Regions from separate parts of the Homo sapiens genome. Here regions 1, 2, 3, 4, 6 and 7 are each linked to region 5. Evidence: chromatin loops called from intact Hi-C (ENCODE). Cell type or tissue: PC-9. All regions are shown on one strand. Region 1 overlaps TP63 (tumor protein p63). Region 2 overlaps TPRG1 (tumor protein p63 regulated 1). Region 3 overlaps TPRG1 (tumor protein p63 regulated 1). Region 4 has its middle 67 kb from the start of TP63. Region 5 has its middle 150 kb from the start of TPRG1-AS2. Region 6 overlaps TPRG1 (tumor protein p63 regulated 1). Region 7 has its middle 120 kb from the start of TP63.

What was found. Peaks named below come from ENCODE experiments on the same cell type or tissue, not always from the same donor. Only the 100,000 strongest peaks of a DNase experiment are listed, where the experiment ranks them.
Region 1: it touches region 5 in a loop (10-fold over the local background); 4 of 110 quality-filtered maps call a loop at or near these places.
Region 2: it touches region 5 in a loop (5-fold over the local background); 6 of 110 quality-filtered maps call a loop at or near these places.
Region 3: a loop joins it to region 5, with 5 times the contacts of the local background. A loop is called at or near these places in 6 of 110 quality-filtered maps.
Region 4: it touches region 5 in a loop (8-fold over the local background); 5 of 110 quality-filtered maps call a loop at or near these places.
Region 6: a loop joins it to region 5, with 7 times the contacts of the local background. A loop is called at or near these places in 11 of 110 quality-filtered maps.
Region 7: it touches region 5 in a loop (4-fold over the local background); 3 of 110 quality-filtered maps call a loop at or near these places.

Annotation. Positions count from the first base shown.
Region 1 is chr3:189,840,444-189,844,443 of GRCh38, forward strand. All of the region lies in intron 4 of TP63 (tumor protein p63), which reads left to right. Among named protein-coding and RNA genes, the nearest start is that of MIR944, 13 kb to the left of the region's middle. In PC-9, no CTCF peak of the experiment used is centred here; DNase peaks (open chromatin) are centred at 1,258 and 1,568; H3K4me3 peaks cover 1,371 bases; H3K27ac peaks cover 3,127 bases.
Region 2 is chr3:189,314,449-189,318,448 of GRCh38, forward strand. The region is part of intron 5 of TPRG1 (tumor protein p63 regulated 1); the gene reads left to right. Among named protein-coding and RNA genes, the nearest start is that of TPRG1-AS2, 76 kb to the left of the region's middle. In PC-9, no CTCF peak of the experiment used is centred here; DNase peaks (open chromatin) are centred at 2,013 and 2,403; H3K4me3 peaks cover 1,192 bases; H3K27ac peaks cover 2,918 bases.
Region 3 is chr3:189,322,536-189,326,535 of GRCh38, forward strand. TPRG1 (tumor protein p63 regulated 1) reads left to right here. Exons shown (of 6, transcript NM_198485.4): 6 at 1-2,769. Among named protein-coding and RNA genes, the nearest start is that of TPRG1-AS2, 84 kb to the left of the region's middle. RefSeq lists an enhancer at 1,531-2,730. In PC-9, no CTCF peak of the experiment used is centred here; a DNase peak (open chromatin) is centred at 2,336; H3K4me3 peaks cover 605 bases; H3K27ac peaks cover 3,011 bases.
Region 4 is chr3:189,561,973-189,565,972 of GRCh38, forward strand. No RefSeq gene overlaps it. Among named protein-coding and RNA genes, the nearest start is that of TP63, 67 kb to the right of the region's middle. In PC-9, a CTCF peak has its summit at 1,783; a DNase peak (open chromatin) is centred at 2,099; H3K4me3 peaks cover 336 bases; H3K27ac peaks cover 2,621 bases.
Region 5 is chr3:189,390,756-189,394,755 of GRCh38, forward strand. No RefSeq gene overlaps it. Among named protein-coding and RNA genes, the nearest start is that of TPRG1-AS2, 150 kb to the left of the region's middle. RefSeq lists an enhancer at 3,853-4,000. In PC-9, no CTCF peak of the experiment used is centred here; DNase peaks (open chromatin) are centred at 2,346 and 3,086; H3K27ac peaks cover 3,507 bases.
Region 6 is chr3:189,268,794-189,272,793 of GRCh38, forward strand. The region is part of intron 4 of TPRG1 (tumor protein p63 regulated 1); the gene reads left to right. Among named protein-coding and RNA genes, the nearest start is that of TPRG1-AS2, 30 kb to the left of the region's middle. In PC-9, CTCF peaks have their summits at 1,635 and 1,837; a DNase peak (open chromatin) is centred at 1,678.
Region 7 is chr3:189,511,360-189,515,359 of GRCh38, forward strand. No RefSeq gene overlaps it. Among named protein-coding and RNA genes, the nearest start is that of TP63, 120 kb to the right of the region's middle. In PC-9, no CTCF peak of the experiment used is centred here; a DNase peak (open chromatin) is centred at 2,102; H3K27ac peaks cover 1,774 bases.

The DNA.
Region 1 (4,000 bases), 450 kb after region 5:
GTTTTAAAAATAGATTGTGTACGTGTGTGTGTGTGTTTATGAGAGAGACAGAGAGAGAGATGGGAGAGGGTGAGAATACACAGTAAGGACTTGGAACATATTCTTTGTGTGAAATGTTAAAAAATTGTTCACGGTGGCTGGGTGCGGTGGCTCACGCCTATAATTCCAGCACTTTGGGAGGCTGAGGTGGGTGGATCACGAGGTCAGAAGTTCAAGACCAGCCTGGCTAAGATGGTGAAACCCGTGTCTACTAAAAATACAAAAATTAGCCGGGTGTAGTGGCAGGCACCTGTAATCCCAGCTACTCGGGAGCCTGAGGCAGAGAATTGCTTGAACCCGGGAGGCAGAGGTTGCAGTGAGCCGAGATCATGCCACTGCACTCCAGCCTGGGCGACAGAGCAAGACTCAGTCTCCAAAAAAAAAAAAAAAAAAAAACAACTATTCAAGGTTTCCCAATAACCTTCTTGGGCTTTGAAGCTAGAGAGCGCTTTGGAATTCATGCTCCATTATATGTGTGTCTTAATGCTATATACTGTTGTAGGTCAGCAATATTTATATACATAAGTTTATATATATGTATATATAGATCTTTTGTAAATAGAGGGTGGATACTTTGTCCCCACCTTTTCCCATCCTAGCATGCAGTATAATGATTTGAACACGGCAAGGACACCACAAAGGCACAGGAAGACATCCTGCAATGTACATATAGTATGTGCCTTATGTACAGTAAGGGCCCTGAATTTAAAGTTAAAACCTAGATTGGAGAATTCTAACTTTGTGTTATCGTGAGCAAAGTAGTTTACTTAAGTCTCTGATTCTGATTCTTCCTTGACAGAAAGGGAATACAGGTGACTTTCTTATAGAGTTAGCTGAGGATTAAATTAATAGCTGTATGAAAATGCTCTATAAACTGTTAAGGACTATACAGATGGGTGAGTGATGGTGTCATTTATGGAAATCAGTAGATGCCATTACTCTCCATACTGTCGATACATAGTCTCCCATTTCTTCTTATCAGACTGGCCTACCTAGTCTTCCGGTAAAAAGAATATCCCGCAGATACAAATTACCATTACTGGAACAGAGGACTCACTTTTAGAGCAGATGTACAAATGAAACTCCAAAACAAGCCACAAATCTACCAGGAAAGAGAACCAATATGTGTGGTATTATATCGCCAAGGATACCTGAGTCATTTCATAGAAATTGAGCTGTGAGTGCCTCCCAGAATGAATGGTTTCTGAACGTGTTTCTGTTAGGAATGATGCAACCTTCAGTAGAGACCAGAGATTTAAGAATTCTATACTGTGAGTCATTTTAAAAGACAATCAAAGAGTATGTGTGGAAGCATAGACAATAACTTTCACCTCTAGCGTCCAGGTGTTGAAGGAGGTCAGCTACCAGGGAAGGACTCCTACGACTTTGGGTGCCACTGCGTGAGGCTTTGTCTTGGACCAGGGGGTAAAACATATCTCAGGCAGGACGCTGAGCTCTAGGTAGGGCTATCGTTTTTGTAGAAGCGTGACTTCTTGATACAACAAAGTAAGAGCTGAGGAAGGAACAGGGAAAACCAGTTTGGGCCCAGAGGGGAAAGAAATGATAGTGTAGTAGCCCGCGGTTTTGCAGGCAGTTGGGAGTAGCAAGCCACCCTTAGGGGGAGGATAATGTTTTCTCTACCTTAAGGGAAAATGATAGCTGACTTGCAGAGCAGTGTGCTGAGACAGACATGCTGCTACTGCAGTGGAAGGGGGTTGCAACGTATTGTCTTCTGTCTGGAGAGAGAGAGAGAGAGAGCGCGTGTATGTCACGTCTGTGTCCATAAAGCTCTCCGATCTGCCCACCAACCCTGTCCCCCACCAATAACATCTTAAAGAGAAGAGGTACAGGAATGTTTTACAGTGAAAAGATTACAGGGCTGGAAATTAGAAGCCACAAGTTCTAATTATGTCTCATTGCTAACTTCTGGTGTGATATTTTCTCTGGGTCTCTCATTTATCGGGGAGTTAAACTAGGTATGTCCAGTAGGGGTGAGGGGTAAGAGTTCTCTGCCCATCCAGGGTTTCTACTAGAAGAATTTTGACTCTACAGATAATTGTGTCTTCCTGTATTGCTGAGGAATGTCCAGGTTTGTTTTATTGAGGGGCAGGGGAGCACATAGATGTCCAGTAGTCAGGAAGGTGGTTTGCAGGCCTTTAATCAGCACTGAGAAGAGGGAAAACTAACTGCAGTTCAGTTCTCAGTTCCACCATTCACTGGAGTGCTGCTTTCAACTTTTGAGCTCCTGTTTCTACACCTCTAACGTATCAGTGTCATCTCACCCTGGCCTTTTTCTCATGATGGTCGTGACTTTAGGAAACATGTAAGAGTAAGCCGACCTTAACACGAGTACCTGCTGTATGACAGTCACTCTGACAAATGCCTCCCAGTGTCTGCTCTGTGAAGGTAACTGTGAATGATATTACTGGTCAGGTGGGGTTGACAGAGGTGGCCCTGGCAGGAGACACTAAATGAAAGGTCATTTTACCCTCCTGGGGAGATAAAGTTGCAAAATTACCGATCAAGTCTGTCAAATCTTTTTAGACTGGGTTTCCAAATCCATACCCTCAGGCAACTAGAACAAGGCTGGCGAGCTCCACCCCCGCCCCTTCCCAAGGTGGGTGCCAACATGCTGCCCTTCAGCAGGGAGGACACAGCTGCCTCTGGGGCCAGTGCCCAGGGCTAGCCACAAAGCTGGCTATGGCCTCCCCAAGAAGACCCAGGACACATTACTCCCTGCAGAGGTTTTGCTGCTTTGTGGCACGGTCTAAGTGTCGCCCCACTCCCACCACCTGCCAGGCCCAGTGGGCTCCTGGCTGGTCCTCACGGTAAGTGAGTAGCAGACAGCCCACCTGCTTGATGTCAACATTTGTGGGCGCGGCCCGGGAAGAATGTGCCGCTCCCAGCCTCCTTGGCTCAGGTAATTAATCCCCGCAACTGACAGGTGGCAACAGGCGGCCCTTTGGCTGGAGCCATCAGGAAAAGTGCTTGGAGGAAGGATTTTTTTAAAAAAATGATCAAGAGCACAATTCGTACATGTCTGGCAGCTAGACGGCTGTGGCAGGAAGGGAGGCAGGGAGAAGTAAATACCTTGCCAAGACGACTGTGGGGCCAATGTTGGGATCTGCGTCTGCCTGATCATTGTGATAGATCCAAAAGGATATGGTGGCCTTGGACTTGTTTGCAAGCTCACTTTGCAGAATTCCCCTTCCTTTGATGTGGATACAGTCTTAAAATGGAATGCCTCATTTGTGAATCAAAAAATCCGGGGCCAAAGTTGGAGCCCCAGAGGAGAAATAATTTGCCCAAGATGATGCAGTAAGTCAGTGGGCAGGTAGAGGACTAGAAGCCAAACTCAATGCCTCTTGGCTTTGTTTCCATGATTCACTGGGCAATATTTACTGCCCCATTATACACATGTAGTTTAGAAATAGAATGACAAAACTGGGGTCCTAGTCAAAGGAAGGATGATCAGTTGCCTCTTGAAAGATATTAGTGTTTTCAATCTAACCACTTAAAGCTGACTTCTCAAGAGAATGCCCCCACCCCAACCCCAGACCACCTGTACCCATTCACCCCCCCTACTTTTTATTTTTGGTAGTTCGGGACACTGACTATCAGAACACATTGACCTGATGTTTATTAGGATGGATATATTAAAAGCCATTGAAATGAACACTTTTCCTTTTTCTTTTTTTTTTTTCTTTGAGACAGAGTCTCGCCTTGTCTCCCAGGCTGGAGTGCAATGGCATGATCTCAGCTCACTGCAACCTCCACCTCCTGGGTTCAAGTGGTTCTCCTTTCTCAGCCTCCCAAGTAGGTGGGATTACAGGCACGCGCCACCACGCCCAGCTAATTTTTGGCACGACCTCAGCTCACTGCAACCTCCGCCTTCTGGATTCAAGCGATTCTCCTTTCTCAGCCTCCCAAGTAGGTGGGATTACAGACATGTGACACCACA
Region 2 (4,000 bases), 76 kb before region 5:
TGCTGTAAAGTTTATACAATGCTATGTCAAAATATACTATTCCCATCTCACTAACTCTATACCACTTCCACATCTGGCAGATATGGTGGTCAAATGGCCTTTTCCCAGACAGTCTTGCTTATCTCCCTGCTTCACCAAACTTTTCCAATCTGTTCACATACATAGTTTGTGTTACTCATATAAAACAATGTGAAAGTATAAAATAAAATAGTAGCTTTTTGGCACTGCTTTTAATATTATGAGACATAAAAATATCTAGTATACTATTATATAGTTATACTTTATATCTATTGATTACAATTTGAATACTATTTTCATGTAATTCAACTAATAAAACCCCTGTAAGATAAGGATAGGTGTCTTTGTTTTAAAAATGAGAACACTTGAGCCATGTGTGGTGGTGGCCTATGCCTGTAGTCCCAGTGACTCAGGAGGCTAAGGTGGGAGGATTGCTTGAGGCCAGAAGTTCAAGACCAGCCTAGGCAACAGAGTAAGACCATGTCTTTAAAAAAACTTAATAAAATAAATTAATGAGACATGGTGGCATGTACCAGTATTCCCATTCCAGTTACCTATAATCCCAGCTACTTGGAAGGCTAAGGCAGGAGGACTGCTTAAGCCCAGGAGTTCGAGTCTGCAGTGCAAGTCTGCAGTGAGCTGTGATTATACCATTGCATTCCAACCTAGATGACAGAGCAAGATTTTGTCTCTTTAAAAAAAAATGAGGACAGTTATTCAGAGGGATTAAGTGACTGAAATCATATAATAATAGTTCTATGTTATACCCAGTTTCCTAATATTCAAGGAAATGGGTATAAGCCTGAAAGAATTGTGTGTGTGTGTGTGTGTGTGTGTGTGTGTGTGTGTAAGGGGGGGTGAGAAAGAGAGAGACTGTGTGTACATTTGTATTAATTGATGTGATATGGTATAATATTGTATCTCAAAACCTGGCTCAATTATCCTCAATTATTTCATCCACTTTGTATTTGCAACTTATAGCCTTACCTTTTCTTTTTTAACCATCGCTTTGCTGGGTTCCTACAGTATGCAGAGACTACTGCTGGGAAGGATGAGTACTGAACCCAGAACTGATGAATAGCAGTGAACGCATTATGTGTGCCCTACAACCATCATGATCTACAGACCAACCATTTGTACTCTTTTCTTGTATTTCTATCCATCTTTTCAAGGGGATCATGTAAATGAACCAATGTTTTAGCAATTAAATTTAACTTTATACTCTTAGCCCTTTGTTTGCCTTTTACAACAATTCAACAAATATTCATTGAGTACTTACCTGGCAGTGACCATTACATGATGAGCAATATTCTGGATTACCAAGAAGAATAAAACTGATTTTGCCCTACAGATACTTACGGCGTAGGGGGAGGAGGCAGCAAAGACTTTCACAAATTATAATTTAAAGTACTAAGATTGTAAATAGGGGGAGCCCAAAAGTGGGAACAGATAAGTCCAAAAGTTAACAAGTCTGATGACATTTGATATGAAACTCAAGGTATGGGTGATTTAAGCACCAAAGAAGGTGGGAAAAGACATTTTAATTAGAGGAAACATGCTTAAAAGCTGCGAATTACAAAGGTATACAAAATGTTCTCCGATAAAGACTAATTCAGTTTAGCTAAGTTTAAAGTGCACTTGTGTGTGTGTGCACATATGTGCATATGTTCAGAGAGGAGGGTTGGGGGATGGGATAGGATGAGGATGGAAATTGCTATGGGTAGAAACCTCTCTTGTGCAAGAAAAAAGAAGCTACTGCCTCTTCTTATTTGTCTCTATGCACTTGAATTTATAGTCACAGGGGCTCTATGAGGATAATTCCAGGAAAAATGTGCAAAGATGATATATACAGTCTGTCCAGCAGTGTGACTTCTCAAGTGATTTCAAGTACTGGGTATTGGATGGGCGTGCCCTCTATGACAGGAGACTTGGAGACTTCCTTCCATACACAGGGAGGCTGAAACCTGTAGCCTGCAGGCTCAGAAAACCAGCTCAACTGAGGAATGTGGGCCTACAGGCATGAAACCTGGTCTCTTTACCCAGTGTAAACAGGAAGCCAGTGATGGTTGTAATAAGGAAAACTGAGACTCCAGGCAATGAACTGTTGGCAGACAGCACCTAAAGCAAACCTGTGGACCAGGCACTCGGCTGGTAAATAATTGGTGGAAAGTCAAGAATAATACGATGTCCCCCCTGTCCCCACCACGCACACTGCTGCTATACTTTATCCTAACCAACACACAGCCCCTGTGTAACTGGAGTTGTTAAAACCTGACCCTCTGTATTTGGGACTGAAATAAAAGAGAGAGCCAGAGGTGGGTGCATAAAAGCTTTTAGGGAAAAGTATGTGGCTGGTGGCATTCATATCAGATGACACAGCGTTCCTGTCACATAGATTTAGTTCAGGTGCTTGAAATGCTCAAGAGCCAGCTCGGGGACTTGGCCTTTTGTCTGCCTCTCCTTCAATGCACTGCTTGTCACCCTGCTTGTCTCTCTGTAACCATGCCCTCCCCTGGCTTTGAAGGGGCTCCTAGAAATGACTGGAAATGAAGTCCATCTGACTCCAATGAAATGCCAAATTCATTGAGTATGAAATAGTGCCAACTTTTACTTTCTAGCACTTTGATTTTGAGTCTACAGAGGATTCTTAAGGAAAGAAGTTTATGATGAAGCCAGAGGAAGCATTCAGTAATCCAACTGGACAAGATTTACTGATCTATGAAAAGGCATCCTGATAATCCAGACTTTGGATAATCCAGACTTTGTTGCAATAGAATTGTTGAGATGAATTATACTTTGATTTTTAAGAGATCATGGTTTGGTAATGATGATGAGGATGATGTCAGTGATGATTAAGCAGTTATTATTTATTGATTCCTGGCAACAAGCTTCCTTTATGGCCTTTGCAATATAACTCCAAATTTCAGGCTCATCTCATTCTGCTTTCCTAATCCTTTATATAATATGTGAGCACACAAGTGCATGTATGTGCACCCCTCCATTCACAGCGTGTATACAAACACTTTATTTCACTTAATCTTTACAACCACCTGATAAGTTTGATACTATTAATATTCTTATTTTATGGCAAAGGAACTATAAATTTCAGAGAGGTTGGATAACTTGCCCAAAGTCACACAGCTATGTGAGTATCATAGTTCCAACTTAAGACCCCTCTGCCTGATCCTATACTTCCTTTAGTTCAGTGGTTCTCAAGAGAGGGTGATTTTTCCCATGGGGGACATATGACAATGTCCCAGTGTCCCAGTGAGATATTATCGGTTGTCATATCAAATGTATACTTACAAAGGTATATAAAATGTTCTCTGATAAAGACTAATTCAGTTTAGCTAAGTTTAAAGTGCACTTGTATGTGTGTGCATATATCTGCATGTGTTCAGAGAGGAGGGTTGAGGCATGGGATAGGATGAGGATGGAAATTACGATGGGTAGAAACCTCTCTTGTGCAAGGAAAAAGGAGCTACTGCCTCTTCTTATTTGTCTCTACACACTTGAATTTATAGTCACAGGGTCTCTATGAGGATAATTCCAGGAAAAAATATGCAAGGATGATATATACAGTCTGTCCAGCAGCGTGACTTCTCAAGTGATTTCAAGTACTGGGTATTGGACGGGCGTGCCCTCTATTACAGGAGACTTCCTTCTATACACAGGGAGGTATCTGTCTGGTATCTGGTGGGAGGAGGATAGGGAGGCTGCTTAACATCCTAACATGCAGAAGACATTCTCTGCCATAGCAAAAGATTGTCTGGCCTAAAATAGCAATAGTCCCAAGGTGAAGAAACTTTGGTTTAGCTGTACAGACAGCCACATTTGTGACTCTACTTCATAGAAAACCAGATGAAATATTTGAGTGGAGGTATAGGTATAGGAAACACATAAGAGAAAAAAAGGTCAACTTTTCCCTTGAGTTTGTGGGAAGGCATTGTGGAAGATACAGGATTTAAGCTTGGTTTTGAGA
Region 3 (4,000 bases), 68 kb before region 5:
AGTCGTTGGATTGTTTTGGCACTGGTTCTGAAGCAGGCATAATTGGCAAATTATTATAATACTGCTGCCCGAAAATCCCCATTTGCCTCAAGATAGTGGCATTTATTGGCAGAAGCCTCTGAAATGTCCAGCACATTCTTTTGAGTTACCATTTAAGGATCAGCCTGACAATCGACTTCTCTCTGCACATTTGCCCCCTTTGTAACCTAAGCCAGACTGTTCCCAAATGACCTTCTAAAGGACACAGTGCACCATCATCAATGGAAACAGTTCAGAAAGGATGACAGGAGGGAGATGTTTCTTAGTTCTGAGAGCCAGTCTGTAACAATGGGATAAGCATTTAATGGAATCAAAGCTGTTTTGCATAAAGAGTGAACTCAGAGACGACAAGAGGGTCTTTATGAATTCCCTTCACATTTTGTAAAAACTGTCATATATAGGCTATCCCCTTAATTGATAAATGGGATCTAGAAAGCGGTATTATGACCAGAGGGTGAGAAGATTTAGGAATTTGGATAGCAGTTCAAGATAAGAAAGAACTTCTTATAGTTATAAATTTTCAATGATGGAATGGGTTGCTTCTTTAAACAGTGAGCCCACCATCACTTGGTATGTTCAAGGAAAGACTAGATAAAGTCGATATTGTGAGAGGAATTGCTGTATGATACCGTTTGGAGAAATGATTGACATAATCTTTTAAGGCCGGTGACCCTATCATTTTCCAAATAATTGTTGCTAGTACTTAGTTAATTAGACCCATTTTTTTCTTAGGAAAGAGTTGGATCAATCATGGGAGACCCTGAAAAATTTCCTTACCTTTCCTAAGGTTTAATTTCCTCTTCTGCGAAATGGAGACAATTATATTACTTTTGCTTATTTCATAAAGATCTTGTGAGGATTCAATGAAATGAGGTTAAATTCTTTTATTAAACAGAAAGTTTTGAGTATTTGCCTAGAGAGTGATGTGACTTTTGCAGCAGAAGGTGGGAAAACATCCAAGGGAACTACATTTCCTCCAGAAATTGTTTCTTCATTACCATCGACCTACTGATTATGGTTTTCTCATTTTACACTTGGTGTTCTTACTTGGGATCTTTGTCCTTAAGCTCAACAGGGAGCCACAACCCAGGGGACCTATGTGTACACTTGGAGTTTTTATCAGACTATCATTTGAACTTACCACTACAGTTTAGCAAATGGCATGATGAGTTTGATTGATAATAGGAGTAGACGCAAGATACATTAAGTAGAGTACAAAGCATTTCATAACCAAAATGTCATGGTTGGAGGTCTTCATTATTCGGTCTTTATCTCATTCAGGAATTTCCACTTGAAAAATCTCTGATAAGCTTTATTTCAGAAACTGCTTGAACAGCTCCACTGACAAATGCCTCACTATCTTCTGATACATCGTAGGCAGTTCTGAGGGTGAGAAAGTTCAAAGCAGATAGATGTTTTAACACAACAGGAGGACTTTTAAACAATCACCAGGACTCACTCCTCGGTGGTCAATTGGGCCTGTTTGGAGGCCTGACCTTTGGTCATCTTAAGGTCATCTAAGGCAGAAAAGAGAAGCTCACTTATAAGTTGGCACTTCTGAATCATTTGCCTTGAGGTCCATTTTTTATTCAGCCTTTGTTTAAACCTTCTTAGGAAGCCAGTTTGTAGAGTTCTGGGGATAAGAAGGCAGAAAAACCATGTCAATTCAGTGCTTTTATTTCACAGAAAATGAAGCAAAGGCCTAGAAACTAGAAAGACATTTCTCAAAAAGAAGATGGTGAACTTTTGGAAATACTGAGATTAGACTACATTTTCCAATTTCTATCCCTAGCCCACTGCTCTTTCCAATATAATATCTGTATTCCATGGGAAAGACATGCCATCTGAATTGATGTATCGTAGTTGTTGAGATAATTTTGAAATGAGAAAACAATAGGGCACAGTCGTTTGGGAAGAATTTCCAGAAATTGCCATCATTTTCTTAAAGGCTAAGGACACTTATAGAGCTCTCCGATTTCCTATCTGATAAAAAAAGCCCAAACAAAGCTGCGGAAGCTGGCAGAGCCAGCAGATATTTTGTAAGGCAGCTTCACCTCTGCTGGCATTTTGTGGGGCAGGAGAGGGGGAGGGCAAAGGTATTAAATTTAGGCTTAAAAGCTCCTCAGAAATTCTTTACACACAAGAGACCAAGTTGGAGAAAAGAAGATGACTTGTGCCAAGGGGAAGAAAGAGAGAGACTAATGCCTGTGGTTTTCAAAGGTTAACAACAACATAAAAAAGCCAAGGTATTTGCACAGGGATGAATGCTCATTGGCTCTTGGCCAACAATTATACAAGGGCTTGTGCCCACATCCTGTAGCTGTGGTTTAGGGACGCTGCTCATGAGTGACTTCTTATGCTTAGTGGCAGGAAACTTTAGTCACTGATGTGTAAACTCACCTTTGGTCTGCACCTCCCACAACGTGCTCCGAAAGCAGTTAGGGGACTAGGCCTCTTGATTTCCTTGTAGATACCAGTTCCCCAGAAGCTAAGGAAAAACTCTGAGGCCTTGGAGTTACTGAGAGTGGACCAATACTTGTCTTATTCTACCTGATTTTGGCAACTGCTTAGGGTTCTTCTGTATCCACAAAAAGGAATTATGATATCCTCTGCTAAACCCTCTCTTTAGCCTCAAAGCCCAAGACCAAAAAAAATGAGCCATATTTCATTGCAGGCCTGCTGCCAATGTGAAATATAAGGAATAAAGTCATGAGACTGCTTCTCAACCTAGACCTTGTATCTCGTGTGCTATTTTATATTCGATTTTAAAAAGCTCTTAGTAAATATCTCAGTCCCCTTTTCAGTGAAGCCAAATGGAATTTGCAAGCCCAGTTTAATTAACTCCTACGTTTTTAAGGTAGATATGACAGATCATGATATATTGTGGATGCGTTGAGATCAAGTGTTCTGAACCACCAACTTGTCTGTCGTGTCCTGCCCATAATGCTTACCCCATGCATCTCAGAAATTCCTTTTCCTTTTTTAATATTGTCTGAGCACTCTTCACGGAATCTGAGATTAGAAAGGATCTTAAAGGTCATGTAGTTTAGCCTCCTTTGGTTGAGGTTGCAGGAATGCCCTCAACCAGAGCATGCACAGCAGATGGAAAATCAGCTTCTGTGTGAACATTCCAAGAGCCCAGAACTCCTTGCTTTCTAAAGCAGTTAATTCCACTACTGAGCAACAGCAACAAGTAGAAGGTTTTTCTGGACATTGCACCCAAACCTCTCTCCTTGGAAATGTATAGATTTGATGCTAGATATTCCTTTGAAGGTATCCCAAATAAATTAATTTCCTAGTTCACATATTCACACTTTCTATAAAGGCAGGTGCTCTCCTAAAAGGTAGTGACAGTAGTTTTATTTTTGTATTTAGAGACAAAACTCCAGTGAGCACAATCATTTTTAAATATGATGCATTATCCAGAGTCCTTATCGAGCTTGTCTCTTCTTTGTAGACTATTCTGTTTGGTAAACACTTCTTTTAAAATATTATATTCAACACTTGTCTTGGCAGTTCATATATAGATTAATCAGTGCAAATTAGAATGGAGTTGTTCTTTATTTGCCACTATACTGTTATTAATAAAATCCAGGTTTCTTCTATCACACTGTTTGTTCACATGAAATGTATGAATAACTTCATACTATAATATAATATATAACTCCTTTCCTGATTGGGTAAATTCATTGAAAGCACAAATGAGACCACTTTAGCATAGATTACTTTTACTGAAATTGTGTTAGTTCTGAGTAATTACTGTTTTCTTTTCTAACTTTTAAATTTATTTTCTAAATTATTTGTTTAACACTTTACCATATAATTTTGCCTAAGTCACTGTTAAATTTACTCTTCTCTAGCATCTGGCAACCACCAGTGTTTTTAAATGAGTTTTTTTCTGTCTTCAGTCTAGAGGACAAGGTGGGCATAATTATCGTGATGGACAGCAGAGCCAAAGCAG
Region 4 (4,000 bases), 170 kb after region 5:
GGCATCTTGAAATCAGCCATTGTGGGAATATTTACACCGCAGAAATGAGCTAATAGTACAAATAGAGGCTTAATTTATTGCTTTGTTGACGAGGAAGTGATGGAGAAAGTGTTTATAATGCAGATTAAAACTGCATTGTGTCTCTGGTCATTGTATTGTGAATAGCACCAAAAATTGAGAAACTATTATTTCAGTATTTGAAAACTATTATTTGATTCAATGCCTAAGTGGCTTGGGTAATTGACAAACCAAAGTTCTGAGGAATATTTTTGTTGTTTCACTTTTGTCTTACTCACTAAACAATACCAATCAATATTCATACTGGAGTTATATTCACCCATCAGTTGCAACCACAGGTTGGCTATACAAGAGTTTAACAAAAACTGATAACAGAATTCTATTGTATATTCTGTTATTATTTATAATTTTGTGCTATGTAAACATTATGTCAATAAAATTTATAATAAGCTTATATACATAAAAATATGCATCCATTTTTCACAAAAAAGCCAGCAGCTAAACATTTAGAAGTATACTATTAGGCTGCTTTCACAGTTTATAAGCCCAGATGCTATGCAGAGATTTTCTTCTTGAGTATTTTTGTCTTGGCAACTTCCTGTCACTTGGTTGCACTTACCAGTTTACTTCCCTGTAATAGGACTTGCTTGGCCCTGAACTGTAAACAGTGAAGAATATTTTAGTCGCATTTCCATAGCTAGTCACTACCTAGGAGAGTCTCTTCAAATAAGGCAATACCTGACTTTGAAAATGGTGGTTTTTCTAGCTTTAGTTTTTCAGTTGCAGCAGGAACTCTGTTACCTAAGTTAAAATACCAAAGGCAGAAACTATGTGAATAAAATTGATAGATTTGCCACGTTAAAAAGCGGTGCTTCTATAGTACGGAAAACATCATTAACGAAGTTTAAAAACTAAAGATTAATAGGAAAACATGTTCAATAACTATTTCAAAGGATTGTTGGCTTTAAAGTATAATTTTTACACTTCTGTAAGAAAACAATAATACCATGAAGAATAAACAGGCCAAAGTCATGAACAGAAATTTCACAAGGAAATTCAAATGGCAAAAAAAAATACAATAATAACCTCACCAGTAATCAAAACAATTAAAATTAAAATAAGATACATTCACTTTTAAATTTAAAGATTTTTAAATGATTATCTGGGAGAATGTATTGTGGGGAAATACAGGGACTCTCAAATAATTCGATAGGAGTGAACTTGCACCCACTTTCTGGAGGACTTTTTGGCAGGACCCTTCTTGTCTCTTGACCTCACAGTTCTACTTTAATAATTCATTTAAAGGTAATATTTAAATACATGTGGAAAGATGTAGCTAAAAAAATATTTATCACAGCTTTGTTTATAATAAATTTTTAAAAATAACTTACATGTCTAATAAGAATGAATCAGTTATTTACACAGATACAGAATCCTAAGCAACTGTAACAATTATTTAATGAAATATTATTAACTGTCATGGAATGACTTTAATGATATATAATTGTGGAATGAAAACAGCAGATGTAAAACTATGTATAACATGATCTCACACTTGATATAAATATGATTTTATATATACAATTATTTGTGTATATGTTACATACATACATATACACATAATGCATAAGATCTTAAAGGATATACACCAAAATGTTAATTGAGCTTTTGTTTCAGGTGGTTTTATTTTCTTCTTCGATTCTTTTCTTATTTGTATTTAATTGTTCTACATTGAGCATACGTTACTCGTACAATAGAATTTAAAAACCCATCCCTACACTATCTCAGCACTTTATGAGTTTCATAATCAGGTGATTCAAGGACTTGTTAGTACTCAGATTCTTGGGAATTGCAGCTGTCCTGCCTAGAGATGCAATTGGACGTAGCTCAGCAGGATAAGTACAACCTACAAGGGCACTCCTGGAAGGAGGAGAATTCCCTGTGTTTGCATTTTTTTCTGGCTACACAAATGCTGTGCTGACTTAACAGCCCACAGGTGGCTGTTCTCTTCTGCCTCGGTGTGGAAATGGAAAGAGAGACTGACTAATTTTACTGAATCATTTTACTAGTTATGTGACTGTGGGTTTGGTTACCCACAGGCATTTCTGCTGCAATTGGTTAGCCTGGGGGAAGTTTTATTTTAACATGTTCACAGAGGCTTTTCCTGTCCAAGTGAATGGTTGTGAATGACAGCGAGGGAGACTACACCCTCTCACGTATATCCATATACAAGGATTGGGACAGCCTGACCTTCTGGGATTATATCCTTTTTTTGGCATCTCTGGGTAAAAGGCCTTAGGCTTCTAACTTCAATGTTGGAATTTTGACTACAGGGCAATGTCTCATATTTCAAGCATCTCTGTAGCCTACCCTTTACAACTATCCTGAAGAGACCTCTATCCATCTGCCACAAAAAAGACCTAACACCGAGGTTGCTTCTGGAGTTAAGAGCCTGGAGTTTGCTGCCTAAGACTATGGGAAGGCTACTTCCGCACTTAAATGTGAAGTGACCCTTGGTAGGATCTGTGTTCAGTATCCCCATCATTTCTTCAGTTGAATCTATTGACAAAGGCATCATTAAAAGCAATCAACTTACATTTCATTTTGATGACCTTGTAAACAAAAAATAAAATCCTAAGCCCCCACCATCTGAACAGGCCCCCTCTTGGCCAAGGGATTCCAGAAAAACCTAAAAACTGAGTTTCCAGCCATGACCCATGATGGGACAGGAGGTCAAACATACTCTGTTAACCCCTCTCCTTTTTGCAGTTTAGACATAACTGACCAGCATTAATGTTAAAATAGAGACCACAAGACTGACAGAACAGACTCTTTATGACAATAGACTATCAAATTATAAACAGGACCTAAGGCCATGCCATGCAAGAGTTAAGTCACATGCCTGCACTAAAGAATAAACTGTGTTCTAACCATGCCACAAGGCTTTTCTTTAGCATCTAAACAAGCACTGGTCTTGAAAGAAGCAATATTAAGACAATTTTCAGCTCACCACCATACACTCACTGACCTCACTGTTTTACCTGCCATAATTATAGCTTTGATTGGACAAGTGACTGATTTCAGTAACTTTCTTCTGATAAGAAGACCACTGACCATGGACTGGCTCTGGTTGGTTTACAGAGGCTGTGCACTGACTGGAATTCCTTGTGTCCTGAAAAGACCTTTAGATGGATAGGGACTAATTATAATACATTTAAATATTGTCCCTACTCCAAGGTGAACTTTCTTCTTTCTTTCTTTCTTTCTCTTTCTTTCTCTTTTCTTTCTTTCTTTCTTTTTCTGTCTTTCTCTCTTTCTTCTTTCTCTCCCTCCCTCCCTCCCTCCTTCCTTTCTTCCTTCCTTCCTTCCTTCCTTCTTTCTTTCTCTTTCTTTCTTTGTTCTATATATGAACGTGGGTCATATGTAACATGCATGTTTGTTCAATACACATGCGTCCGGACCACCTTCATGAATATTCACCTCCTCTCGTAACCTGTTGAATATGTATGTTTAGCCAATGCACTCAGCATAAAGCTCCTACCCAATCTCGTTTGAAGGGCCTGTGCTTCTCAGCCTGCAGGATGACCACTTTGAAGGATGTAACCTTTTTATTAAAAAATAAAGTTTCCTATTCTAAATTTATAATTTTATAATTTTTTTTCAAAGTTAGCAACCTATACTGGACTTCAAAAATATGCCAAGAGCGGTGCTAGATGCTGAGAATAGAAAAATAAGTTAGACAAAGCCCTGAACTCTAGTGATATACAGTCCACAAGAGAATTTGCATGAAAAAATATGGCTTGTCCATAAAGTCTGGAAACATAAGCATATATGCCTAATAATATATGCATGTCAAGAATGTCGCCAATATATAAAACTGATAAGGTAATATCATGTATGTCCCCAGACTTTATAGATAGCCTGTTGAACATAAAATAATAAGTAATATGGTGACTATAGTCAGATCTTAGATTCCAGTGAA
Region 5 (4,000 bases):
TCTCTGTCTGGGGTCAGGCAAGTGAGAGATTCTGGTTCTGCACGTGCCTCTCGCTCCCTTTGTGAACCCGAAAAAATCTCAGATCTCTCTGTGTACCTCAGTTACCTTATGTGTAAAATAAAAAGGTTTCACTAATCACCTCTGAGATTCCTTCCAGTATTTACACTGAAGTAATCCATGATTCACATTTAATGATTGTATTTTAAAATGTTTAAGTGGCTAAACATTTTGGGGGAATTGCTAAAGCAGAAGATATATATTTGTTGTTATTGTTAGAGCAGGAAGATAACGTTGGTGAAAGGACAGTAATAGCAGGGACTGCCATGTGTTTTTTAATTATGTTTTTCTCTCCACTATCCCCTTTTCTACTCCTGAGCACCCAGGAGTGTGGTTACAGGAGGCCTCAGGGACTCAGACACAGAAAAGCACCTGCACGCCAACTTTCCCTCACTCTGTTTTTCATTTTCCGCCTCCTGGGTTCAAGCAATTCTCCTGCCTCAGACTCAGGAGAGTAACTGGGACTACAGGCGCCACCACCACGCCCAGCTAATTTTTGTATTTTTAGTAGAGATGGGGTTTCACCATGTTGACCAGGCTGGTCTCAAACTCCTGACCTTAGGTGATCTGCCTCCCAAAGTGTTGGGATTACAGGCGTGAGCCACCACACCTGGCCAGATATCTTTTTATTCCTTAACTTTTCATAGTTTCTAGTCTTTAATGGAACTTCCAAAGTTTTTGGTGCTTGTGTCAGGCAGGCAGGAAGGATCTATGGGACATCAGAGAGGAGAAAAACATAGTCCCACATCTTGGGTGGCATCATGGAAGGGTTTTCTGAAGAAAAGAAATGATAAGAAGACAAAAGACTGCAGGCTGCAAGGTGTCCCTGGGGAATTTGTCCTAGAAAAGATGTTCGGCCCCACAATTTTCAGGTCCCCAGGATCCCATGGTCATGTTCTTCATGGATATTCATCCTCCCTGGTTTCCTGGGCCCTGTCAATCAGGATCTGCAAGTGTCTATCTCCCACTTCGGGAGGGTGAGATTTTTCAAGCATTCCAAATTGAAGCACATTTTCTTATACAAACTTGGTTATATTTGACAGCCAGTTACTGTAATTATTTTTGTAAAGTATTATAGGTACATTATGGGCTGAGTTGCTTTGTGCAGGACAAACTTGGATCCTGAACCAACATATATGCCATGGTTTCCATAAGAAAATGGGACTTCAGTTCCAAACTACTCCTTCTTCTCTAAGTTGAGGAAGCCTTGGAGATAATTTTAAATATTTTCTTCGGAGTTTATAGTATAAAAGGCATTTGAAAAATGAAGATCTGAGCTAATCCTGGTTTGGTGCTTGATATCTCTGGTAGTCTTGGGAGAATGGCTTAATCCCCCTAAGTTTCTGTTTGCTCAGTAGCAAGGTGAAGTGGACCATTTTTACCAGTTAAAAGTGACATGCCAAGCGTCTTGTAATAATCCTTACTTTTGATTCCATTCTCTGGCCATATTGAATTACCCATTTTCCAGAACAACCATGCTTTCTCACACCTCTGACATTATATCCCTTCTGCATCTTTAAAGATTCAGCTCAGACATCACCTCCAGGAAAGCCTTCCTGAACACCACACACATGCACAATACAAACACACCCAATACAGCCTTCTTTGGAGTTTCTACAATGCCTCGTGTTCACCACTGTTACGGCACATATCTCACTGCATAAAATCTGGCTTATTTATTTATTTATTATTATTTTTTGAGACAGAGTCTCCCTCTGTCACCCAGGCTGGAGTGCAATGGCGCAATCTCGGCTCACTGCAACCTCTGTCTCCTGAATTCAAGCAATTCTCCTGCCTCAGCCTCCCGTAAAGCTGGGATTACAGGCGCCCGCCGCCACACCTGGCTAATTTTTGTATTTTGGGTAGAGACGGGGTTTCACCATGTTGGCCAGGCTGGTCTTGAACTCCTGACCTCAGGTGATCCACTCGCCTCAGCCTTCCAAAGTGCTAGGATTACAGGTGTGAGCCACCACGCCTGGCCAAAGCCTGGCTCTTTAGTTGCCATCTCTCATGTTTCACCATAAAATTTTTGAGAATATGGGTCATATTACTTGGTTGTGTAGACTGGAATATTTGTGTAATAAATACCTCTTGCAAAAATGAATAAATGCATGAATAATAAGAAAGCTTTTTCACTCTTTCTGCACTGTCTCCCTGCTAGTTCACTGCTCTGTTTACCTGTGTTAAACATATCCCAAGTTGGCTAAGTAATCAAAGTTGCTCTACGTCCCAGAATCTATTAGCTGGAGCCCTGCAGGATGAGACCATGCTCCTTCCCCCTTACTCAGCCAGTCATGCTGACACAACTTTGGAGGTATGGGGAAGCGCCCAGAGCCCACACCCTTCTTTAAGGCTGTACCTTACCCCTTAGGCATGAAGTGTTCCAAAGTCTGAGTCAGCCATCCCTGTCCATTCACATGCCTGGCTGCAGTCCAATACTCAGATAAGAAACCACCCAGGTGCTTGGCCTCAGAAAGCCAGCAATGAGGTGGTCTTGGCCAATGGAGACCAAATTAAACTAGTGAAGAATAAAGTAGCAAGCAAGCCCTAGATGGGAGTCAGGAAATCTTGCCTGGTTTCTGCATTGATAAAAGCTGTTTAACCTTTGGCAAGTCACTTTTTCTCTGGGCCTACTTTCATCTTCTGGACAGTTAATGGGTTGAGCCAAATGACCTCTAGAGTTTTGTTCAGTTCTCAGGTTCTAGGATCTAAAATCAAAGGCAGGCTAAGCATTTCTCATACCTGAAATGGTAATGATACTTACTTGCCTGTAGCAACCCCATCTTCAGGGGAAGGGGCAGAAGTAACAGCTTAAGTTCACTGACAGTGATGGCTTAAAATGCACACAGGATACTGTCTGAGCCCTCATTTCATTGAGGCTAAGAGCCTAAGAAAGATTAGCCTTGCTGCCTCATAAAGCTTTACGTATTAGCAGAGGGTAATGCTGTACTAGTACAAAGCAAAGGCCATGACCTGGGCTGCACTTATTATTTAAATGAGCAATGTACTACTACACATACATTGTGCAATTGCATCATATCCTTTGCGCAATCTATTCTGCAGAGTCTTCAGCAACCAGGGCGTTTGTGTCCTGTAGACAGGCTAGGATCAAACACCAATTGCTTTGCAATGGATCGATAAGAATAATATTGATAATACCAGTACTTCTACCGAGAGTACCACCTTTTATTTAACATTTAATACATCCAAGACTTGTGCAACACTCATTTTGTTCTTTTAACCACTCTGGTAATGCAATATTTTTATCCCCATAATACAAATGAAGACAGTGAAGTTAACTTTAATATAATTAAGACAAAGTATATAAACTGGCTAAGAAAGCTTGGATGACAATTTTAATCTCTCACATTTGTATAGCATTTTAAGCTTACAAAATATATCTTAAAATATAATTCTATTTAGTTTTTACTATGATGTAGCAGCTGAGTAATGACTGTTTCCAATTTAAGAAATAAAAATTTGAGATGAGGGGAGATGGAAAAATGGTAGTTCAGATCCCTTGATCTTCAGTCCTGGGCCTTCCCAGTAACCCAGCAATCTGTGCTGAGACTCCTCACAGGTAAAGTGTGGCCCAGGTATAAGAAGCTTTCTGAAAAACAGTGCCTTCAAGTCAAACAAAGCCTATACAGCTGAATTCTGGAGCTTGGTTGAAATTGTGGATGAAGCAGAAGATAGGTTGGGGTATGAACAAATGTAGAGAAAGAAGGAAGGGCAAAGATCACATTTTAATAATGTTCTGTACTGTACGTGAATAATGCCAACAGTACACTGTCACATTTGTGTTTAGCTCATTTTCAGCAACAGAGCAAGATCCCAGAGTGTAGCAAGAAGAGAGACCGTTTTGGGTGGAGATATTTCTGTTTCCGCAGGGGCTTTTATGCTCATTCAACTTGAAACTTCTAAAATAACTCATTATGTGTGG
Region 6 (4,000 bases), 120 kb before region 5:
AGTTCTCCAAAAAAGAGCTGAATCTTTTCTGGAACCTGAAGCACCGAGTACAGAATCTAGGAAGCTAGAGACTTTGGATCTTTCAGGCTTTAGGGTGCTCTTTGTTCTCGCTACTTGTGAACATTGAATGTTGGCTTTTCAAGCCTTGTCAATTTAGCATGTGTATTTTCTCTATGACGAGAACCCTCTTATTTCATACATTTTCCTCCAGAAAATGGGATATTAAGACTCAACAATTAAATTTCTAACTCTTTGGGCATCATCTGTCTTTAGAAATACAAGAGTTAACATCCTGAGGTTTTTTTTTTTCTTTTTTTCTTTTTAAAAAAGAACAAAACAAGAGCTAAAGCACACAGAAAAAAAAGGCACAAGGCAAAACATAAGCAGAAAAGACTATCACTAACTTTCTTGGTGAAAGTTCAATGTTTTGGGTACTCCAGTAAAAATCCATCCTAAACATACATTTTCCATAACAATGTGTGGTCTCAAGGTCGTAAACTGTGACTCTCTGTCTCCATGATTTTCTAAATCTTCTTTTAATCACCAGCCATATATTATTTTGTTTTCGTTTTTCACTTTTTGAATCCTTTTGCATTAGGAGTTGTAATAATATTTGCTGATGTGGATCACTTCATAGAGGGGAGACCTTACTTAGGTGCGCCAGTTTAAATACAAGTGAGAAGAGGCATGTTCAAGAAATTGTATTGAGTCCCGGAGCTGTGCAGGGTGTATTTCCTGAGAACTCATCTGGAGGAATGGCATGTGTGCTGGGGATACTTGGCAGAGGATTTGTTTCTTCTGATTCATTGCAGAAAAAAAAACCCTGTTAATTATGATGTGTTTAGAGCCTTCCAAGATGCTATAAATATAATTCAAGAAATAAAAGTAGGTGAGAAGAAATACAAGCTTTTGGAGCTACAAGGGATTTTTCAGCGTTTGCTTTAATCTCCCTCATTTTACAGTGGTCTTAGGGGACTGTGGTCAAGAATTCCATGGCAAAGCTGAGAGTAAGACTTAAAGATGGGTAAACAGCTAAGGAGTTTTTTCATTGACCTAAATTTACAAATTCTAGCATTTTTTGGTTTTGTTCTTTTTATGTCACCAGGAAAAAGGAACATGCTCTGTGGAAACATGGAGGAAATGGAGCATTGGTTGAGTAGATATAGAGTTTTGACTTTTCATAAACAGGCTCCCTGACGTTGGCTATCTTTTCTCTTCTCTGGATCTTCTTCTTCTTCTTCTTCTTCTTCTTCTTCTTCTTCTTCTTTTTTGTCTGTAGAGTAACGAGAGCACAAACTAGCTATGTTGTTCAAAGTCCGATCTTCAGAAATAAAATTTGATAATTTAAAATTGCTTTCTGGCTACTTTTAAGAAAAATAATAATAACATGCTGAAGAGAGAAAAAAAAAAAAGGTCCAGGTGGTTTTACAGAAATTATACCATATTGGAGGGAACATGCCTGGATATCCGTGTCAGGAATTTTGAATTAGATCTCATCCCGGCATTGAACTCCTCATGCCTTTGTAAATTGTTGTGGATGAGGAAAAGGCTTTCAAATTGCTTCTGAGATTTCAAATACATTCTACTTGTCTGAAATCCATGCAGTTCCCTTGGGCAGTTGCTGGGTGGCAGCAGAAGTGCTCCAGTGGTAGACTGTGGAACCTCAGAATGGCAGTGCTGGAGGCTGCAGTGTTCCCAGGCTCAGTCAGCACTGAATGTGGAGCCCAGGTCCCCACGCCAGTGAGGCATGCAGCTGGAATGGCTGGTAGGGCTAGGGTTGGCAGGCAGGGAGATCCTTTCTTTCCCACTGTTTGTCACTGGCCATGTGAAAAAAGTGGTTAATACAGTAGCCACTACAATGCATTAAATAGCCACTGTGGATGAGACACTGTATTCGGCTCTTTAAATATGTCATTGTGACTTCAAATATCATCACTATCGGGTGCCATTATGTCCATTTGCAGCTGAGGAAACTGAAGCAGAGAAAGATTAACAAACATCCTGAAGGCCACAAAGCTAGCCAGTGCTTTACCTGAGATGAAACACAGATCCGTATGACATTGAAACATGTTTTTTCCTACCATGAGACTACTCAAAATAATGATAATAATAATAATAAAGCCAGCAGCAAAAATCTAAATCTCATTTCTATTTTTATGCTCATGATACGTTAGCATCCTGGAATCTGCAAGGGCTTTGCTTGCTCATTATTTGATTGGGTACACACACAAACACACACACACTTTCATAGTGAAGGCAGGAGAGTGGTTGACTTTTGATTTTAAAAAGGAAGAAACTGAGGCCCACTAGAATGTGAAGTCACTTTACTAAAGTCCTTGGGAAATGACGGTAGAGCTGGGTTTCTTTATTCCTAGGTGAGGTAGGGCGTTTTCTACTGTAACACAGTGCCTTGAAGGGATGGGTTGCTTTAGACGAATACATGGGCAATCTTATAAAATCAGTTGGCTCAAAGGTAGAGAAACAGCCCACCTGAGTGCAGAGTTGAGATGGCCTCTATTCACATGATGGCCTTTGTCTGTCAGCACTAGTTGACTCCTGCCTGTGTTTATGATGATGCCTGTCTCATCTGCAGCTGTTTGCAGAGTCTTGCATATAGTATATGTCTAACTTAAGCTTGCCCACATGCACATAAAGGAACTGTGAATATGTTGTTTCTTTACTGAAGGCCCTCAGTGGGTGCCAACATTCAGACAAATCTTGATAAATGTGCCATAGCAGAAAATAGAAAAGAAAGTAATCTAGATATTTTGGGTATTGTGCATGCGTAAGTTTTACATTGTTTATTTTTGGATAGAATTTACACAAGAACTTCTTCTCAAGTCTTGAATATTTGCATCAGAGGAACTTCTAGAACTAGAAAAGACCTTAGAGAGTTTCTAAGACCCAAAGAGGGAAAGTGACTTATGTAAAGTTAAACACATTTACAGAGACATGGACGACTGAGGTATCCTGATCTTTTGGGGAAAAGCATGTGCTTGGGAACCAAACAAGTGTGGATTTGAATCCCGATTCTCATTTACTTGTGTACTTGTGGTATGATGACATGTTAACTTCTCCGTAGCTCTAAGTCCGATCTCATCTGTAAAAATAGAGATAAAAAGCAACTACTTTGCTTGGTATCTGGTCAGTCTAAAAGAGTGGGTATATCGAAAAGCCTAATGTGGTGTTTGTGCACTCTGCCTTTCCTATACGCGCTGATGCCCCAATCCATTTGTTTTGGATTCTAATGAAATCATGTGTTTTATAGTTTACAGCACAGATGTCCCACATGATATAGGAGTACAACTTAGTTCTTGATGGGAAAAACACAGTGCAATCAATCCCTTTATAATTTATTCATGTCATCGTTTAACCATGTTATAGCATGCTTTTCCCATATGTAATGCAAGCATCTATTATTATATTTGGGATCTGCTTTGACTTGTATTCCTGAACCTGTATAATTAAGTGTTATATTATAGTGGGCTTCACAGCATTGGGTAATGAAAAGAATTCTGGCCTTGTAATCAGCAGAATTTTGTGCCAACTCTGCCAGGACTGGCTGTGTGATTCTAGATGAGTTTCCTTTTGAGGCCTCAGTATGATAGTTCAGGTGAGCTATAAGTTTCTGATGAGCTTTCAGATTTAATTTGTGTGTATTTTTTTTTCCTACTAATATACATCGAGACTGTTGCTTATTGTGTCTGTAAAGTGCTTCTCAGGAAATCTGGGCAAGTCTCGTTCTTCAAATCAGCTCAGTAGTAGAAGATTAAGCTGACTTCCCAACCACAGACTTCTTCTGCCAAGTCTCTTCTCTTCTCTTCTTTCTTTCTTTATCTTTCTCTCTCTCTCTTTCCTTCCTTCGTTTCTTTCTTCCTTCCTTTCTTTCCTTTCTTTCTTTCTCTTTCTTTCTTTCTTTCTCCTTCCTTCCTTCCTTCCTTCCTTCCTTCCTTCCTTCGTTCCTTCCTTCCTTCCTTCCTTCCCTCTCTTTCTTTTCTAC
Region 7 (4,000 bases), 120 kb after region 5:
GTCTCTACTATAAATACAAAAATTAGCCAGGTGTGGTGGCGGACGCCTGTCATCCCAGCTACTCAGGAGGCTGAGGCAGGAGAATCACCTGAACCCAGGAGGCGGGGGTTGCAGTGAGATGAGACCATACCATTGCACTGCAGCCTGGGCAACAAGAGTGAAACCCTGTCTCAAAAAAAAAAAAAAAAAATCTATGTACTTGGCCTACCCTTCCCTACCCTACCATCTGCTCTCATTTCACAGATGAAATGTCTGAGGCTCAGGGAAGTTAAGTGACTTGCCCATACTCTAGCTTGGTGAAAACCTAGGACTCAAATATTCTCAGGAGTTCTATTTCTCTTGCTTTATAAAATGAAATTATTATAATATAAAATTAGCTAAATGTTAACACAATAGCTCCAATATGCTCTTCAGGATTGTTTTATGTGCATAATACATGTACATTAATCCTGTGTACAGAATTCACTTGTTTAACTCTTGGTTATCCATACTCATAGAAGCAACACTCGTTTTGATAAGCATCAGTTGTTGAGTAGAACACCAAAGATCATTGGAGCTTGAAGACACGTTTGGTATCACTACTCCAACACACCTATTAGCAGGGAAACATAGACCTGAAGAAGGCATGCAAATTCTCAAAATCACTTAGTTGTTAAGGAAGCTTCTAGAATATGAGCAATTAATTTTGTTTTATCTTAGGCTTAATATTTTCAGAATTCCATGATAAATAGTGTGAAAATTGTGACTACCAAGTATCTCACAAGAGAAAAAGAGAAAGCTTATAACGAAAGTCCAGAAGTGTGACTTGAGCTCTCTTAGTGATCTCAGATAAACATCTCTAGGCTTGTCAACTCCACCAACTGTCAAATGGGGGCAATAGAGTAGAAGACCTTTACAGTTCTGCTTTTTTCTGAAAACCTTTCTTTTCAATGAAACTGGCAGCTTTGAGAACCAGTCAGTTGACTATGATTTTACTGAATGATTGGAGAGAAAACTCTATATTAAGCCATGCTCCACTGCAGAGGTATTTTTTCCAGGTTGAGAACAGCTATGGAACAATGCAATTGGAGCACTGATGTAATTACTCATGTCCATGGAAGTGTGCAGGCTTTCCTCTTTGGTTCTCTAGATAGAGGATATGTGAGTCTCAAGAGTACAAAAAGGGGAAGCTGGGCACAGTGGCTTATGCCTGTAATTCCAGCACTTTGGGAGGCTAAGGCAGGAGAATTGCTTGAACCTGGGAAGCAGAGGTTGCAGTGAGCCCTGATCATGCCACTGCACTCCAGCCTGGGAGACAAGAGTGAAACTGTCTCAAAAAAAAAAAGGCACAAGAAGGGGAAAAAAAGAACAAGAGAAGCTCTTGAGGTTAAAGCATCTTACACTTCATACACATAATTCTTTTTTGGTGAATATTTTGTTTTCCTAAAAAGTAAGGGCATCTTAGAAGAGGCCTCTCTGTGAATAGTCTCTTTGGAGGAAATGGGGTAAATAAAAGCACAAAGTCTCCAAATTACAAATAATCTGGAGACCATGCTCTCACAAGCTCAATTTATCAAGAGCAATGAGGAAATACTTCCTAATCTTCATCCCAGGGTGATTTAGGCCCAGAGCTCTTGAGAAAGTAAGGTGGGTGTAACCTAGTCTAAGTGACTGGTTCTTCATGGGGTTTAAAATGGCTCAGGGGAGAAAGTGCAGATGATAGCAACATCACCTGTGGTGACTTTGCTCTCTCAGAGCTTACACATTCTAATGAATGCTCTGGAAGGAAAGGGCACCAGGTGATCTGCAGAGTAGCTTTTAGGGTCAAAATGTTCCTACCATGCTGCTGGTTATTCTTTCTGGCACAGACAAAAGTGCACTTATAACACCGAATGCAAATAGCATACCCTTGCATCGGGTCCCTTTCATCAGAGCCAGTGGTCCTATCAATTCGAGGAATTTCATTTTTGGTATCCTGAATAGTGAGGATAAAAAAAATATAGGTGTTTTTTGCTCCCAAGGGCTGGAAGAGTTTTTCACTCAAGAGCCAAATTTGTCTTTCTATTGTAGATGAGAGGGTGAGTGTAGGTGTTTGTTTTACATCAGGATGACAAGCTGTGCATACCTTTCTGAGGCGAGGTCTGGGTGTACTGGGGTGTGTCCCAGAGGAAGTCAATGTTCAGAGCTTTATTTTGTGTGTGTGAGCTATTCAGTTTAATTATACCCATGCTGCCAACTTGCTTTTTATTATTACTCTTATTCACTTTAATATTCCCTTCCCTTGGCTAAGCATAAAGAGAAGGTTCGTTATTATTTGAACAGCTTTACATTTATGATGCCCCGTTAGTTTGCAAAGCTGGAGACTTCACTGTGAAAGCGCTGTAATAATACTCAGGGAAGATGAGCTCTAATCCTACTTCTAGCTTGGCGCACAGGAGCTTCGGAATTGCTCAGAATTTAAAGGCGCTTCACTGACATGAGGGAGGAAAGGGATAAAACAGGGCAGAAGGGAGGAACTGGGGATCATAGGAATGAGACTGACAGTACATATGTCTCTGTTCAGTTTTAAATTTTGGTAAGTAGAATAACAGATTATACATTGACATCTTGAGAACAGCAGCTGTCAAAACTGTCAGTCAAAAGGAGATTGATTCCATTCAATTATTTGTTAAACCAAGAAGTTTAAAGATAGGAAAGAACTATGAGGCCATGCAACTCATTTAAAGTCCCTCTGCTTCGCAAATTTATTTAAGATCAGCATCTGAGGGCAAAATAAAAGTTTATTATTATTTCATGTTAACGTAATAGCAAAGATAAGGAAGAACAATATTGTATTAGGCCATTCTCTCATCTCTCTAAAGAAATACCTGAGGCTGGGTAATTTATTTAAAAAAAAGGGGGGAGTGTTTAATTGGCTGATGGTTCTGAAGGCTGAACAGGAAGCATAGCACCATCTACTTCTGGGGGAAGACTTAGGAAGCTTCCAGTCATGGTGGAAGGGGAAGGGAGAGTAGAGTAGGCATGTTGCGTGGCCAGAGCAGGAGCAAGAGAGAGCAAGCAGGGAGGTACTACACACTTTTATATTACTAGATCTTATGAGAACTCAATCGCTATCACAAGGACAGTACCAAGGGGAATGGTGCTAAACCATTCATGAGAAATTCACCTCCATGGTCCACTCACCTCCCACTAGGCCCTAACTCCATCATTGGGGATTACAATTCAATATGAGATTTGGGCAGGCACACACAGGATCTATGTTCTGATGATACATAGATGTGATAAGTGCTAAACACTGGTGATTCAGAATTGGTAAAACTCAATTCGTGTCCTCAAGGAGTGCACCATCTTTTATGGTAGTCAGCTGTGAGCCAATAATGCAAATGTCCTGTGATGGGTGAAGTCACTCAAAAGGTGTGTACCAGCGACTGAAGTGGAAACCAGTAGCTAATATTATGCTTACATTTGACCTGCAGGCTGCAAGGCACAAATAGGTACTCTCTTGCCAAGTTCATTAAATAAACGGGATAGCCCTGAGTTCCACGTCTGCGGATTTCTTTGCTTTTGTTGACTGTGTTTTCAAAATGTGAGTTGCAAAATGAAAATATAAGTGCCTTCTATTTTGGGGAAGAGAGAGATTACACTACACTGTTTCACATATTGATTCCTATAGTTTTGTAGCCTGTACCTCAACTTTTGTGCCACTAAAATAGAGAATACTAATACTGACTTTCTTCACAAAGCATGAAGATGAACTAACATATCTTTAAAATTATCTGAAAAGATGTAATTTATCTTTTTTTTTTTTTTGAGATGGAGTCTTGCTCTGTTGCCCAAGCAGGAGTGCAATGGCATGATCTCGGCTCACTGCAACCTCTGCCTCCTGGGCTCAAGAGATTCTCCTGCCTCAGACTCCTGAGTAGCTGGGACTACAGGCATGCACCACCACACCTGGCTAATATTTGTATTTTTAGTAGAGACGGGGTTTCACCATGTTGGCCAGGCTGGTCTCGAACTCATG